Linked DNA regions of Mus musculus: region 2 is linked to region 1. The links are chromatin loops, found by intact Hi-C in ENCODE. Cell type or tissue: left cerebral cortex. All regions are shown on one strand. Each heading gives the region's core, and the rest is flanking DNA. Links, peaks and the distances in the headings are about the cores only. Region 1 overlaps Kalrn (kalirin, RhoGEF kinase). Region 2 has its middle 11 kb from the start of Kalrn.

Region 1 (8,823 bases), core at 2,292-4,791:
AATAGAAGCCACCACTTCCTAGCTGTAGGACCTGGGCACATAATTTGTCCTCCTCCATCTGCTGCAAAAGGATGCTGGTGGCAGGTGCTACTACCAATGTGTCAATAAATAACTTAGTACGAAGCACATGAGAAAGACCAGCATCCACCAAAACTATTTATGGTCCTAGAACTCTGGGCAGGAAAAGGTCTGGGTTTTCAAGGCACATTCTTCCTTGCTTTTCAGTGACAAGTTGTCTGTCTTTCTCTATATTCTGGCACCTCTCTAACCTGCCTAGACATCTCTGTTATCCAGTTACCTCAGCCCAGGACTCCTCAAGTGAAACTTCAATGAATGATCAGTTTGAATTTTTATGTTGTTTTTCTTTTATTACAATCTGTCATCAACTAATACTTTAGTGGAAAAAATTAAATAACACTGCCAGAGGAGTGTTAATTTTAAAAACAACATTTAAGCTCTAATTTCTTAATTTTTAGATTCAACAGACACGTTACTTTGCAAACTGGTGTGAAGTTTCTAAATACAGCCTTTCCATTTCTGTCCCCCTCACCGCTAGCTGGCAGCAAGCATTTGGCAGAGCTCTGCAGTGGACAGGGAGCTCCACTCGGCACCTCCTTCCTCCAAGACAGCCAGGGGAACGTTAACAATCAAGGTTTAAAGTCTCTGTGCTTTGCATCCTGACTTCAATTCCTCACTTAGATTCAAACTCTCTCAGTGCTAGGACCATGTCCACTGGGCCTTGAATATGACCAGACACCTCATGGGAGCTTAATTACCTGCTGACAACCTAAAGATTTAAACAGACATATTATTTACTTTTACCTTTTCACAGTTTAGACAACTTAATGGGTGCGTTTGTAAAGACCTGCCCCAGGAGGACACTCTGTCCCTTGGCATCCCTCCTTGTTTGTCTGAGCCTCGTCTCTCTTTTTCCCCCACTACTGGATGCATCTCCACTTAACTGAAATGCACAGATATGGTCACTGCTTCTTTTCTACTGAAGGAAAAGACAGAATAAATTGCAGAAAGTGCCATTCATCAACTCCTGCCTCTCTAGATAAACATGCGAGCAAACGGAGAACATCTATTAATTTACTTCCCGGGGATACCGTCAGGCTAATCTCTCAGTGTCACTCCAACACTGGCACATGATGGCTGTCCAATAAGCACCTATGCAAAGGGTCACAATGTGCCAGCAAGTCACAAGGGCTGCAAGCCACATCTTCACTGTGTCACTGGGAATGTATGCACAATTTTAACCAAAACAGGGCAGTGAATTGCACTGGAAGTCAGGTCCAGGCATTCTAAAGAGGTTGGCTACTCAGACCGGACAGTAAAATCAGACAGAAAAACATTTTAAACACTCACGCCTGTACCTCAGTCGCAGAGATTATTCCACGCGACTAGTCTAAGAACTCAGAAGGTCCTTAGATGTATGCTCAGAAGACAAATGACTGGGTTAATAGGTGAGGAGTTGGGGCAGATGTGAAGCTGGTCCTGACTTCTGTCCCTACACACCCCTACCCTAGAGGGTCTTCTCCCAAGGGTTAGCCTCAAGCTCCAGCCAGGATGTATCCCTCTTTGTCTTCTCTCGGGTCTGAAGCAGAGGAGGCTGCTTTGAAATACTGTGCTCTAAGAAAGCATGGATTTGCTTCATCCTTGCCTTTTTCAAGCAACAAACTTTGGGGCTTTCTGAAACGCACACCCAGAAGGCCCCTGAGCCTCACTGGCCTCTGCTCACACAGGATGCGAACACTTCATCTCATTTATTTCTTATTAATCTAATGGTTGTTCATCGATTGTTTTTCTGGAGGCTTCTAAGTCCAAGATCGTGTCTGAGACTGCAGACTTCCAGGGCAGAGAGGCCAGGGACGGGGATGAGAGATGCCAGCTGCCTACTGAGGGCAGACAAAGGTAACAAACTCAAGGCCTCATGAAGTATCGACCGCCCCGTGTCAAGGAGCAAGGAAAGGTTGGCTGAACTCATGAGCTACACCAGCAGTGTGATTTTGGGGCTGCCCAAGCTTCTGATCTTTGGATACCTTTTGGGGATGCTATTATTTTTTGGCTGTCAGAGACCCCCACCCCAATGCTTTCATGACCTGGAGGAGCCCCTGAATTTGTCATTCTCCCTCTGCATCCTGGCCTTCCCACTCCTTGAGCCGCATACTGAGATAATCTGGATGCTGTGTGGGGGTATCTAGAAGGAGATGAACACGGGGAAACTGGGGAATCAGCTGTGAAATCCAACACATTTTTTTTTTAAGGTGGAAAATAAAGGAAGAGAGAAAATGCCTTAGACGCTGGGAAAGCACCTTCACCAGACACTCCTCGGGTCTCCCCTTCCTACCCACCTAATAGGTTTCATTGTTCACATGACTTGCCCTACATCAGAAAATACTCCTGTACTTGTTCAGGATATCTACCCTGCTTTAAGAACAGTTGGAAACCACAGACTTCCTTGCTGAACTTGGAGCTTTTTAGTCATCACTGGAAGCTTTGGAAACATCAGAACTGCTAAATGTTGCTTGTTTTATTCCCTCCGGTCTGCCTGCCTGCATATTGATGATGCTCTATCACCAGCACTAACAGGCATTTTCTGGGATAATTTTGCCTCCACACCCAAATGGAAAAGGACCCTTGTTTCTTAGTAGGTTCCCTCCTTCAGTTCTTATAATTCATGAGCTAAATTTTGGGCTGTACTCAGACCATCCCCGCTTGCAAGCAGCAGGGTCAAGATTCAAACCCAGGGAACTATGACACCATTGCTCACAGAGGCTCATCTTCCTGAAGGCACCAAAGAGTTAAATCTGACTGACTTCCATTCCAATGCAGGACTCAGGAAGCCCCAACTGACTAGCTCCTCCTACGGGGCTCCATCAACTGTGTGGCTTGCCTAAACCATCAGCATGGAGGAAAAAGAAAAGCAACATCATCGTCCAAATGCAGGCAGACATGAGAGCACACATGGTGGAAAGGAGAAGGGTAGCATCCGGACCAAAGAGGTACCCTGTGGGCCCATCTGAGATATCCCCTTCCCAGGAGCACCTCTCAACTGTAAGATTCTGAAAAAGATGATTCATCCATTCACCATCAAATTGGTATATATTAAATACCTAGTGTGTGCCTGGGACCACGACCTGTACCACGGTTGGGGGGGGGGGGCGCACACAGCACAGTGAACAAAGCAGCCACAGTTCCGATCTTCATAGAGCCAGCTGCTATAGAGGAGCAAGACGGGGGTTCCAGGGCCTCTGTGTGGTAACAGAACCTCCTGACACACTACCTTAAATTTAGAGCTGAAGCACTTTTGTGGGAGGAGAAGGAGGAGTATAGGAAACCAAACTGGTTGCTATGCAACCGTGATGATTTATTCTTAGCCAGAGCAGGAAGAGCAGCATGGAGCAGGGAAAGCAGCATGGCGCAGGAGTGGGTGGGGGGTGGAGCCGGGTGTGGGGGAGGCTGGAGGAGGACAGAGTGGGAGGCAAAGTGGGGTGCACAGCAGTGCTGAGGCTGCACCTGCAGGCCTCACCCCCAGAGGCTCACACAAATGCATGTACCACAGCATTTGCTCTCAGGGGGCAGTTAGGAGATTATGAGGACAGCCCCAGGAACCACAGAAAAGCCCTTGTTTGGAAGCTTGAAATTAACCTTCAGTATAAGTAGACTCGTACCGATACCAAAAAGGGACACATAATATAAGATTGAACATAAGAGCCCACCACGGGGGATAGAGCTCACATGCTTAGAGACGCTTAGCCAGTAAGTATTTTCTAAGCTCCTCTAGGTTCACCGTCACCTGCAGGAGCATGGGGAGGGGTAGGAGGTGATGGCCCCTTGCTGAAGCAAGACATGTGCCAGTGGAATGCAGGGGCCAGCTCAGTGATGACAGATATATCCTTGTGACCTGGGGCTGTGTGCAAGACCTGGCTCAGCACTGGGCCTGTTCTGGGAAGACCATGGCAGGTTAATTTCACATCTCAGGGCTTCAGGCGCCTGACCTCTCAATGGAGAGACTCACACCAAACAGTCGTTCACATACAACACCTATGTCTTTGACACTGCACACAATACAGGGTTTAGGTGAAGGTAGAGCTGAGTACCTTGTGGAATACTTAGGAAGAGCTGCCTGGAAAAGGTGGGGCTGAGAACAGTGGGGTAGGGACTTGGCAAAGCATGAGGGAGACTGGGAAACTTGCTCAAAGCTGTGCCGCAGAACTGAGGTATAAACCCTGAGCCTGCAGAGCCTCCACTAGCCCATGCTGCCTCTCTGAGACACTGAGCTAAGAAAGGGAGGTGTGAGCAGAGACTCCGGAAAAGAACATGTACAGAGATGCTGAACAGCTGAAAATAGGCAGGGTTCATAAAGGAAGAGTGCTGAAGCAAGAACCAGCTATGACCATCCCGAGAGTGCAGTGAACAGAAAGCATAGGACCCGGTGGTCAGCAGCCAACATCTGTCACGCACTGGGTGGTACAGAAGGCAGTGGTATATGAAAGACGCTTTGATTTGAATTAATTTATGACTAGGAAGATAAAATGATGTGAAGATTAATAATTAGCGAGGCACTACAAAAAGTGTCAAGCAAGGTGTAAAAAAAAATCATAATACTGTTTAAAGGGTGAATGGCTGCTTCCACACATAAGGGATTGGACCTGGACTTAGTGGATTTAGGCTGAGGATGTCCAGGAGATGGGAATAAAGGCACACCATGTGGGGAAAGGAGAGTTTCACCTGGAAAACAAAAGGCAGCAGAGGCTGGTGGACCTCTCGGCTCAGGGGTGGGCTGCTGTGAAGCACCTCAGAAAAGCTACACTGATAGAATGGACAGCTTCAGCTGCAGGTGGGGACCCCAGGCTTCTGCCAGAGGCTGCAGAAACCCACTGACTGTTGAGCCAGGAAGATAGATAGAGAGTGACTCTAAGAGGCCAGGAAGGGACACGTGACAAGGGATGAAGAACTAGCAGGTAGCACTGAGATTGGTGGGGACACCCTGGTTCTCAGGTATATCTAGGACAAAAAGACAACTCCTGTTATCTGGGAATAAGTTCACCAGCCCTCAAGAGAATAAGATACATATTCAGAACTAGAAAATCCCAGGAAAAATCATAACAGAGGAGAAGGTGGTGGTGAGGCAGACTAACCCCACTTCACAACTCTGTTGAAGGTCCCTCCAGGACACTGCTTGCAAAACAAGCCACAATTCAGTTTAAATGGGTGGGTGATGCTCCTTAGCACACTGCCACAGGGGACTCCCCGGACACGAATTAGATCTCGAGAGTCACTCCACATGAAATAGCCCTGACTCTCAGGACAAGTGAGCCAAAGCTGCAAGACCAGGAGATGGTTGGTTGTCATCCAGGGAGATGCAAGCCCTCCCTGCTCTCTAAGCCTCCAGGGAAGGTGGGACAGCTGCTCTGCAGCCTGGGAACTGTATGTTCTCTTAAGAGATGTCACAAGGAGAGAGATCAAACTGATAGTCAGAGGCGAATTATTCCCACTGAGTGATGTTTATGGGTCCAGCCTAGGAAGATTCTACTTACTATTTCAAGCAGTAATTCCTGCTGTGCTACAGTGTGGGTCAACATGAGGAGTCTGTCCAGCATCTTAGCAGACTGCAAAGGATGAGATTCAGGAGTCAAGAAGACTAGGGTGAAAGGCATAGCTGTTCCATCTGGCCGAGTGTGGGAAACCCTCAACCTCTCTGATTAAGTAGACCAGCATCAAACACCTAGCATAGTACAGACACAGGCTGTGCCACGAAAAATTTAGTTACCCTGAGAGAGAGCCTTCACAGCTCTTCATGTCTTGTGTAGTGATATTCCAAGACAGCACAAAAAATGAGTGATTTCCCCTTCTGTCTGTTACATATTGATCATGATTCACGTGATGAGCAGGGAAGGTGGGCTTGCATCTCCCTGGGTGACGACCAACCATCCTATTCTTGCAGCTTCGGCTCACTCGTCCTGAGATTCAGGGCTATTTCACATGGAATGATGAGCAGGTGAATCCTGGGCAGCTGAAACTAAGTTCCCTCCTCAAAGTATGAAGGAAATGAAGAATTCATCTATAAACACAGCCTGGGGCTCCACGTGCCACCTTTTCCTGCCGGGCAGTGGCAGTTGAAATTTTACTATGAGAGGTTGGTTTCCTTATCTCAGCATGCTTCTCATACATTACAAACTCTTCAGTGAGGAATCGCCCATTAAGCTGTTAGCAATCATGAGTAAAGAGGATCAGGTGTCTGCAGGAGCAAGTATTTTAATGCCTGGGGGAGGAGGGGGAGGAGAAGGGCTTTTTAGAACTGGAGTCACTGGCTCTATTTGGGTAGGCTACTGAAGTACGAAACCAGAGGGGCAAGGGATGCTAGAAGACAAGTTTCAGCCTTGATCACCGGATGAGAGGGTGTTGTGGAAGCGGTAACCCTGCTGGCTGGAGAGTTCACGACACAACGTGGGACACAAAGTACCACAGAAGTGTCGCGCGCACGCGCGCGCACACACACACACACACACACACACACACACACACACACAGTCTATGCATCACCTGTGCTGCCTTTCTCCAGAAACTCCCTTCAAAATTGATTACAGTCTCTTGATATCCAAATCCAAGACGTGGTCCCATCCCCACTCAGCTCTGATGCCTGTGTTCCCTGCAAACTCTTGCACAAGGGGACCCTACTTCCCTTGAATGCCTCAACCCCTCTTGCATCCCTCATTTTTATGCCCTAAAACATTGTCTCTCCTTCCACAGCACCCTCCTTGTCCTTCCCAGGGCAGAGGGACACTGCCCAGCAGCCCTTGGCCAAGCAGAGAGGAGTGGTTGTTATAGGGCCTGAAGCAAGGCTGGTGCATAATGATCTGCAGATGAAATGAAGGAAGCTAACGCACCAGAAGGCCAGCCCTGAAGAGAGTCTGGATGGTCATACCACAGGAAGACCCGCAAGCTGCAACACTTGGTTTGTTTCTGAAGGAGCGTCACTTACTCAACACATCCGCCCTGACTGACACATAGCACCCACATGGCATGCCTCTGTAGAGAACAGCTCACAGGGCGTGCCTCTGACCCTCATTACTCTGCTCCTCAGCATCCAAGGAGATACAGGGCTCACAAAGGGAAAAGGAGTATTCTGAGCTCCATGGCTGGGGGCTGGCTCCTTAGTGAAAGAAAAGCTCATCTGTGCCACAAAGGGGCTCTGTTGTGACCCAGTGCTATAGACTTTTTACATTCCTCTGAACCTGCATACCAATTATCTTTACAAAAGACTCTGTCCCCTCACATTCGTATGACAGGTTCCATGACAAACATAAACATGGGCAATATAGGAGAACTCCATGCCTCCTCTGGTTAGCATCTTTCCTCCTCCCAGCAGGAAGATGAACGCCATGCTCCCCACAGCCAGGAGTCACACATCAGATCCCTGAAGAGTCATCCAGCAGTCTTCCTTGCATCCAGCACCAGACCCTGCAGTCCAGTTCATGCTGGGAACTGAGAAAGGCTTCAGGAACTTCACAGAAGTGGGGACATGAGGGTGTGCATGGCAGGTGGAGAGAGAAGAGGCAAGGAGGGGAAGAACTTGGGGGAATCCCTTCAGACCTCGGCAGCTGTCTCACATCCTGCCTCCACTATCCTTTTAATCTTCGGAACTGTCACTAAGTGTGGATTGAGATTTATTCTTTGATGTGAATCTCTATCTCTGTCCACTGCCTGCAAAATATGTGGATTTGTCAGATATTCTGAGCACCAAAGCCCAAGCAAGAATGTTGCCAAGGCAACAGAGTGTTCTTTGGTACAAATGCTCGTGGTGGGGGAGGGGGCAGAGCTTGGATTCTCCCTCCCCCACCCAGGTTCCCTCCTTTAGTCAGAGCTAGGGGACTTCAAAGTGGAAGAGCCATGAAGGAAAAGACCAGCTATGCTGCTCTCTAATAGGGGATCCAGCAGACAGAACGTGGAGTTCTAGTTAAAGGTTTGGCGTTTACCAACTCCAGAGGTCACAGCTGCAGACAGAAAGAAGGCTTTGGGAGAGTAACAAGAATTGTAGAGGGGTCTCCTGAAACCACAGGACAGATCCTGGGAACCTTGAGATGCAAGTCTGCTGGTGATGGGTGGAGATGTCAACGCCTTACACTCAGGCCAGAGCTATTCTGGCCTCTCTTGTTCTCCATACTTCCTTCCAGACCCCTAGAAGCACGAACTCACAGGATCAAGCATCTACACCCTGTGCTGTTCAGCGACAACTGTGCCCTTCACCCTTGCCCCTCACAGAAGCCACTAGCCACACCCTGTAACCATACCCAGAATATGGTTGTCAGCCATTTTCTTTCTCTGGACCTTAGTCTTTCTCAAAGAGGGAAACTTCCCTCTTCTTCCAATTTGCAATATTTCTGGAAATGGAACAAACAAACAAACAAACAAAACTCACAGCTTGCCTGGGAAGACTCTTTGGAGACTCTTCTAATAAGTTACTAGCAGCAAGCCCCTGCACCAGGACTGTGTTCGCAGGGTGCCCCTCAGCCATCTCAGCTCTCGGGTAAGATCTTACAGACATTTCCCCTTCCTCGCACACTCTTACCATCCTCTGCACAGTGGAAGAGGCTCCTGCCCCTCCCCTCTTCTCACTGCCTTATTAGTGCTCACTGTCACACTGTGAGGTCGTCAGGAATGGACTTGCCTTTCCCTCTCCATCATGCAGCCCCACTCAGTATAAATCACTCAGTCTCACTCTACATTGCACCAGTAACAGATTTACTGGTGGTCCCAGAGCACAGGGAACACAATTCACACATACAAATATTCCTTGGTGGTTTTCTTATTCATTGT
Region 2 (8,823 bases), core at 3,789-6,288, 56 kb after region 1:
TTCTCACTACATCATCCAGCATGCCTCTTTGGAGGATCCTGCCCTCCCATCTCCGCAGTAGAACCTAAGGAATCTATCTACATCAGAGCTGCCTGGTCAGCCATGATACTCACAAGGATAAAGTGTCTAAACCACGACAGTTGGGGGGATTTGTAATAGTGTCATGGATAAGTCAGACAGGGGGTGGTGAATTCATGAAGCACAGGCACAGTCACAGATGAGGGAAGATCATGAAAAGGCCTTGCAAAACACTGTGCCTCGTTTCGTTGAGGAGACAAAGAGCACGGCTAGTCTATTTATCTACCTGTCTACTGATCTGAGAATTAGAATCCTGAAGACAGGGTTGTCACAGAGGGGTGTCTAATTAACATGCTTGCTTGAATTTTAAAAAGAAGGCAGACGGTCTCTGACAGGAAGTGAATACATCTGATTTGGCTGCTTGCTTTCATGAGACTTGTGTTTTCCAATTCATGTAAATCTACAGCTCTGAGTTTTTGAAGAATATATATTTAAAGCCTATATACAATATTCAACGGGCTAGAAAATATATTACTTGCAACTTTTTAAACTTATGCTAAAATAAAAAGTTAAATGTGTGGAAGAGTGCACAGTTTTCAATATTCCTTGAGGATATACCAAAGCACAAAAATCCAAAGCCAACTCGACAGGGTCACACCACATGATGGGAGAGCATGAGGCTCTAGGGAAAGAATTAGGAAGGAGCCTTTCTGTGAGTTAGCATGCCAAGGACCTCAGGATGAATCGCTGAAGGATAGGAGCTGCAGCTCAGAGGTACGGAAGCTGCCTTACATGCGTGAGGCCTTAGATTTAATCTCCAGCACTCCCGTGTGTAAAACACTTAAGATACAAAATGTAGAACAGTATGCAGGAATACTTTAGCCAAGATTGTTGGGACCAGAAGTGTTCCTGGTTTTAGTTTTTTAGGTTTTATAGTATTTGCATGTAATTTACTAGGTGATCATCACTAATTTAAAACTTCAAAATATTCCAAAATCCAAAACATTAGGAGCATCATTTTTTGGTTTCAGGTTTTAGCTTGTTCAGCTTAGAGTTAATATTAAACGGCTTTTGAAAAGAAATTAGTGATCTCCTGTGTGATAAGAACTTCAAGCCTCTGAAGAAAAAAATCAAAGAAGATCTCAGAAGATGGAAAGATCTCCCATGCTCATGGATTGGCAGGATCAATATAGTAAAAATGACTATCTTGCCGAAAGCAATCTACAGATTCAATGCAATCCCCATCAAAATTCCAACTCAATTCTTCACCGAATTAAAAAGGCCAATTGCAAATTCATCTGGAATAACAAAAAACCTAGGGTAGCAAAAACTCTTCTCAAGGATAAAAGCAGCTCTGGTGGAATCACCATGCCTGACCTAAAGCTGTACTATAGGGCAATTGTGGTAAAAACTGCATGGTACTGGTACAGCGACAGACAACTAGACCAATGGAATAGAATTGAAGACCCAGAGATGAACCCACACACCTATGGTCTTTTGATCTTTGACAAGGGAGCTAAAACCATCCAGTGGAAAAAAGACAGCATTTTCAACAAATGGTGCTGGCACAACTGGTGGTTATCATGTAGAAGAATTCGAATTGATCCATTCTTATCCTTGTACTAAGCTCAAGTCTAAGTGGATCAAGGAACTCCACATAAAACCAGAGACACTGAAACTTATAGAGGAGAAAGTGGGGAAAAGCCTCGAAGATATGGGCACAGGGGGAAAATTCCTAACAGAACAGCAATGGCTTGTGCTGTAAGATCGAGAGTCTACAAATGGGACCTCATAAAATTGCAAAGCTTCTGTAAGGCAAAAGACACTATCAATAAGACCAAAAGGCCACCAATAGATTGGGAAAGGATCTTTACCAATCCTAAATCAGATAGGGGACTAATATCCAATATATATATATAAAGAACTCAAGAAGCTGGACTCCAGAAAATCAAATAACCCTATTAAAAAATGGGGTATAGAGCTAAACCAAAAATTCTTACCTGAGGAATACCGAATGGCTGAGAAGCACCTGAAAAAAATGTTCAACATCCTTAATCATCAGGGAAATGCAAATCAAAACAACCCTGAGATTCCACCTCACACCAGTCAAAATGGCTAAGATCAAAAATTCAGGTGACAGCAGATGCTGGCGAGGATGTGGAGAAAGAGGAACACTCCTCCATTGCTGGTGGAATTGCAAGCTGGTACAACCGTTCTGGAAATCAGTCTGTTGGTTCCTCAGAAAATTGGACATAATACTACCGGAAGATCCAGCAATACCTCTCCTGGGCATATACCCAGAAGATGTTCCAACTGGTAATAAGGACACATGCTCCACTATGTTCATAGCAGCCTTATTTATAATAGCCAGAAGCTGGAAAGAACCCAGATGTCCCTCAACAGAAGAATGGATACAGAAAATGTGGTACATTTACACAATGGAGTACTACTCAGCTATTAAAAACAATGAATTTATGAAATTCTTAGGCAAATGGATGGACCTGGAGGTTATCATCCTGAGTGAAGTAACCCAATCACAAAAGAAAACACATTATATGCACTCACTGTTAAGTGGATATTAGCTCAGAAATTTAGAATACCCAAGATACAATTTGCAAAACACATGAAACTCGAGAAGAAGGAAGACCAAAGTGTGGATACTTTGTTCCTTCTTAGAATGGGGAACAAAATACTCATGGAAGGAGTTACAGAGACAAAGTTCAGAGCTGAGATGGAAGGAAGGACCATCCAGAGACTGCCTTACCCGGGGATCCATCCCATATACAACCACCAAACCCAGACACTATTGCATATGCTAGAAAGATTTTGCTTACAGGACCCTGATATAGCTATCTCTTGTGAGGCTATGCCAGTGCCTGGCAAATACAGAAATGGATGCTCATAGTCATCTATTGGATGGAACACAGGGCCCCTATTGAAGGAGCAAGAGAAAGTACCCAAGGAGCTAAAGGGGTCTGCAACCCTATAGGTAGAACAACAATATGAACTAACCAGTAACCCCCAGAGTTGTGTCTCTAGTTGCATATGTGGCAGAGGGTGGCCTAGTCGGACATCAATGGGAGGAGAGGCCCTTGGTCTTGCAAAGATCATATGCCCCAGTACAGAGGAATGCCAGGGCCAGGAAGCAGGAGTGGGTGGATTGGGGAGCAGGGCAGAGGGAGGGTATAGGGGGCTTTGGGGGATAGCATTTGAAATGTAAATGAAGAAAATATCTAATAAAAAAAGAAATTAGTGATCTCTAGATTTAGATTGTTTATATTCACAAAACAAAACACTGGGAGTATTCACAAGGACCTACTGCTAATGGTTACCTTGGAAAAGTGCCTTGGCAGATAGAAAGAGGGTTATATAAAAATACTTAAAATATATTGAATTTTTAACAATGTAAATGTGTTGTATTTGCATACATTTTAAGTTCTCAAAGACAAAAGTGAAGGTAAACTTTTAAAACCATGAGCAATGCCAAAATAGCATCCAAGAGACAAATGTTTGCCACATTTGCATCAATACATAATTCAAAGGACAAATATTCTTAACTTATAAGAAACTGCTAAAAACATTAGAAAAAAATAGTAAGTATAAAATATAAAGTATAAAAATAAGTAAATATATAAACAGATAATTCACAAACATGGAAATGGAAATGTCTGAGGAAAACTGTAACTAGGAAAACACAACATAAAAATAATAACCAGGCCACATTTTACCCATCAGCTTGGCAAAACAAGCAAAAAGCCACAGTCATGCTGGAGAGTAAATTGATATAAGATTTTTAGACATCACCTTGGCAGAACTTATTAACATTTCTAGCATGCATAGCTCTCAGCCCAGTAATTCTACCTCTAAGACCCTCACCTACTACAAGATCAGTACCCATACACACCGCAATATATTCAATCAGTAAACCAAAAAAAGGCAAAAAGAGGAAGAGTAATCCAAATGACTAACAATAAATTATTAGTTAAGATAAACTATGATAATTATATTTAGAAATGTTTAACAAGGACAAGCAGTTTGATATGTTGCAACATGAAAGGATGTCTATGCTCCATTCTGTGTGGAAAAATGTGGTTTGCAAAATAAATGGCGATATCTGTATTATTCTACTTTGTGAACACACACACACACACACACACACACACACACACACACGAGTATATATTTCAGTGTGTGTCAAGAGAGCTCTGATAGAAAATTCACCAAACTGGTAGGAGAAGCTATCCCTAAGGAGTAGGGGATTCACTCAGAGATCTTTCTATGCTTTCATGGTGTAACTTTGTAGCATAGCCATTTGTTCCTCTGGTAATTTTCACAGCATTTCAGGCTGACAAAAATAGAAATCCAGATCTTTTTTCCCTCGGGGCCAGGCAACCGTTTCCTTCTCCACTTCCCACTCACAGGATACAGAATGTGAGATGGTTTCAGACAGCTCCCAACTTGGAATCACCACCAGGCTTATCCACCTCAGTGGCTGTTAGATGAAGTCGCACTGGTATGTCAGACATTTGCCTTTCACCCTCTGCTCTGCTCCACAGCCTTGGCTTGCCACAAGAATCCAGATGAGCACTCTGTGAACTTAAAGAGTTTCAGCAGGAGCCACAGCTCCTCTCAGGCTATTCATTTATCTGCCGCTTACAAATCTTAGGAGAGTTTGGTCAGTGAGAGCAATGTTTCTTCTCAGGTCCCAGTCCTACCCAAGAAGTGACTAGAGCAAAGTTTCTTAACCTCCTTAATGCTGCAATCCTTTAATACAATTCCTCGTGTTGTGGTGACTGCCCCAACCAAATTATTTCATTGCTACTTTATAACTGTAATTTTGCTACTGTTACAAACTGTAATGTAAATATCTGATATGTAGGATATCTGATATGTGACCCCTGTGAAAGGATAAGGGGTCAAGACACACAGGTTGGAAACCACTGCTATACAGGATTAGAATAATTCTGAGGCCACAGGGATGGCAATGAGGACAGAGCAGTGTGGTCCCTTTGTGGCATCTGTCAGAAATAAGGTGCTGAGCGTCATACCGTGCGCTCTCTAGTGGAGCATCCCTGCCTTGTGCTACAGGCTTTGACTAACCCACATCCCTATTCACTTGGAATATTCGGAGTGTGGGAAGCTGCAAGAAGTGGCAGGCGGCACAGACTAGCGGAAGATGATCACTGATCATGACTGCGTCTCCCATAATGCATCTCTCAGCAGACACCTCGAAGGCAGGGAGTCCAGGGGAAGAGAAGGGGCTCTCAGGGTAGATGTGGCTCCAAACAGATGCAGATGGATAACTCACAAACATTGGGGTACAACGCTGGCCTGAGGTAAGCCCTGAACCTGAGTTCCATCTGTCATATTTTACTGCTTTTTATCTCAGACTCAACAACTATACCCACGTAAGAACATGCCTCTCACAATCTTGGAATTTCCAAGGACCCCGTTGAGAAGCCACTCATCTTCCCTATCTTTATAACCAAAAACAGAAAGAAAGAAAAAAAAAAAAACTCAAAGCCAAAAATCCCCAGACCTTCATGTGTCGTAACTAAAAACACTCAGTAAACAAAGCCAGTCCTTGGGCTCCCTTGGGGAGTAATTGTCTAAGAATGCTTCTTTACTTTCAGCTGGTGAAAGAAAAAGGCACAGACGTGCTAAGACTGTGCAGAGCGCATCTTGAAAACATTAATTTTTCCGAACACCAATGTGTGGCTCACGTGCCTCATCAGAGCAGGCAGTGACGGGCAGTGAGAAGAACCCTAAAGACACTGGTTTTGCTGCTGGGACACACAACTACTGAGGAAGTGGTTACTGTAAGCCCTGGGTACAGGATAGAAATTTATAAGGCATGGGGGCAAGATCTGGCACCATGCCTTGGCTCTGAAGCTTGGGGTTGGACCATCAGTTCTGAGGAAGGTAGAGAAAAGGCGGAATCCATCCTTCCTTCCATCTCTATTCCTGGCCAATTGCTTAGGACAAAGTTGTCAATCACCTCATCTACTCTCCTCCAGCCAGTCTTTAAGATGTGCAGCCCCAGCAATCATTGCAAGTGGCTACATCTAGGAGAGGTTGCCCCTCTCCTGAGTTGTGGCCCCTAAAACATTTCCCCTTCTTCTCCCCACTCAGAGATAGGAGCCATTCTTGTAGCTCCAGGTCTGTTCACAAGAAACAAGACAAAGCCAAGCCATCCACTGAGGCAAGGAAAGAAAGACTCAATAATTAGAACATGTCAGAGGCTCTGTCAGTGTCAACTAGACATCCTCTAAGCTGACTGCTACCACCAAAACCTAGGCATATCTAATTGCATGCCAAGATCCTATGGGGGAGTACAGAGAGGGGTGGGGAGACAGAGAGAAACACGAGAGGAGAGAGAGAGAGAGAGAGAGAGAGAGAGAGAGAGAGAGAGAGAGAGAGAGAGAAGGAGGAGACAGAGAGACATACAGACAGAGTCAGAGAGACTGACTGATTTATGCATTATCACTACCTAGACTCTGGAGGCAACCACCCTCCTATGTCAAAGCTACCTCCCATAGTCATGTGATATCCATCAAATCACTCCACGTTTCTGTGCCTCCAATTTTTGTGCAAAATGAGGATGTTAGTAACACCTAACTAAGTTAATAAATATAATAATACACCCCACCCAGCAGGTACTACACATGAGTATAAGACAGTGATGATCACCATGGTGTTGCCAGCCTATACTTTCCACACTAAGCTGTCTCTTCCCTTTAGACCATCACATATGCTCTTCACAGGCTTTGGAAGGCTGCTCCCACTCTGCCTTCATCTAATTCTCTAGACCCACAGGAAACCTTCTCCGGGCAACTTAGTTGGGCCACACACTGGCCGTCCACAGGACCCTATGACATTTAAGCTCTCTCTGTGTCCTTCTGTCCAACCGACTCCTGTTCATTGTCCTATGTCAAATTTCTGGCTGAGAAAAATCTTTGAAAGGATAAATAGAGAGTGAATGAAGAGCAGCTCTCCCTTGTTCAGCAAGCACTTACTATGTAGCCACTTACCCTGAATCACATCCTGAACCATGACTGAGAATACAAGAAGGAACAGAATACCCTGGCTGCTAATCACAAGCTCTCAGCTGCATCAACAGTTTGCCTTGCAGCAGCAACTCAAGGTGAAAGGGGGTTGACCGGGATGGAACAGCTAGACAATCCTGCTTTACTCAGCATGCCTTGGAACATCCTTGGGGCACCAAGGCTGGGGATATGGGAAGAGACAGGAAGTATCTAGCTTTGGAACCTAATTTTCAGTATCAACCTTGAGCTGACAATGTTGCTTCTTATCTTCTTTCCCAGGCCTCCATCTGTTCTGTCCCACCCCCCCATACAGATGGGGTCCTACTCCTATTACATAAAGCAGTTCCTGGACTACTCAAAGTGCCCCTGTGCAGGGACTTCAGGGAGACCCTGAAGTAGTGCAAATACAGCCACAGTCTAAGGCCCTGGCCTTGTTGAGTCCTGGGCAGTGACTACGCACTTAGTCTAACCCCTTAACAACAGCCAGACTAAGAGGAGAATGGACCTGGGCAATTACTCATCCCATAGATAAACATAAGATATAAATATGCAATTAAAGAGTTTATTTTAGGGGGGAAAGAATAAAAGAAGGAGTGGAATGGCCCAGACCAAAGCAAGAGGTCAAGCAGATACAATCTTTCAGAGAGAGAGGAATGCAGGTTTGTCTAGGGTGGGTTTGTTTAACTTGAACTAAGCAGTTGAAACCTTGACTCTGTTCGCCATCCCTACGTTTGAGGGGGGAGGGGGAAAGGAGGAGAGGGTTAGAAAGGGTGGCCTTTTCCTTATAAGGTGATTTATCAAGTACGGGCCCAGCTTATCCAAGAGAAACTCTGGCTAGTTCTGCAGATTGTCAGACTGTGAACAACGCAGAAACTGAATCTCTTCCATCCCACCCACTATTGCCTGCCATCATACCAAGGGCTTCCCATAATGCACTGCTCAGGAAGGACACTGCAGAGTGCAAAGGGACAACAGTTCACATCTGTGTCACTTCTTCCATTTTGCAAGCCTTACCTGTTTTTAGGTTTAGGTTTGTTTACTAGTTGTTTGGCTTTGCTTTCTTTTTATTTATTTTGTTTAAATTAAGTAAAAAGAAATAGCAAGAAATTTTGTCTGTTTGGGTTTTGCTCCGTTTTTAAATCTTGTTTCTTTTGTTTTTCTCCTTTGAAACAGAACAGACACCACTCCACTCCAAATAAGACCACTTGTGGAATCCTAAATAGCTGGATACCTGGCCAAGACGCCACCAAACACTTCCTAAGCCCAGTTAAGGAAAAAGGCAACTTAACTTCCAGTAACAGAAAAACTGAAGTAACTTTTTCCTTCAATAGATACTCAAAGTTATGTTTTCCATCTTAGTTGTCCTAAAAGTAAAGGAACACTCTATCTTTTCTTCAGTGGAAGTCCAGGTGTGGCAACTTCCAGAAGGGTAGAGGTACACAACCTAGGGAGCATGGGAACTATGGGGCACATCACCCTGCTGGACTCAGGTTCTACCATCAGATGAGTTTGAAGACAGTCCGGAACATTGTAACAAGTTCCGACAATGGACAAAAGTGATCTGGGTACTGCCCATCATCCCCTCTCCTCTGCTAGGTAATGCAGAGTAACCCAGCAAGGCCTGTGGCTGAGTGAACACCCTATTTCCTCTTTCAGATGGTGGGAGCATTTGAGGATGACTATATGTCATTGCACAAACATATGAATGCCAGCCTGTGTGTCTGTGTGAATAGTCTAATATACCTGGGTGTAGTATCAG

The links. Peaks named below come from ENCODE experiments on the same cell type or tissue, not always from the same donor. Only the 100,000 strongest peaks of a DNase experiment are listed, where the experiment ranks them.
Region 2: a loop joins it to region 1, with 4 times the contacts of the local background. A loop is called at or near these places in 4 of 42 quality-filtered maps.

What each region holds. Positions count from the first base shown.
Region 1 is chr16:34,466,277-34,475,099 of GRCm38, forward strand. The region is part of intron 1 of Kalrn (kalirin, RhoGEF kinase); the gene reads right to left. Among named protein-coding and RNA genes, the nearest start is that of Kalrn, 43 kb to the right of the region's middle. In left cerebral cortex, for the core only: a CTCF peak has its summit at 3,528; DNase peaks (open chromatin) are centred at 2,391, 2,889, 3,344 and 4,254; H3K4me3 peaks cover 1,046 bases; H3K27ac peaks cover 2,348 bases.
Region 2 is chr16:34,520,936-34,529,758 of GRCm38, forward strand. It overlaps a transcript of Kalrn not described here. Among named protein-coding and RNA genes, the nearest start is that of Kalrn, 11 kb to the left of the region's middle. In left cerebral cortex, for the core only: a CTCF peak has its summit at 5,082; DNase peaks (open chromatin) are centred at 4,418 and 5,146; H3K27ac peaks cover 1,868 bases.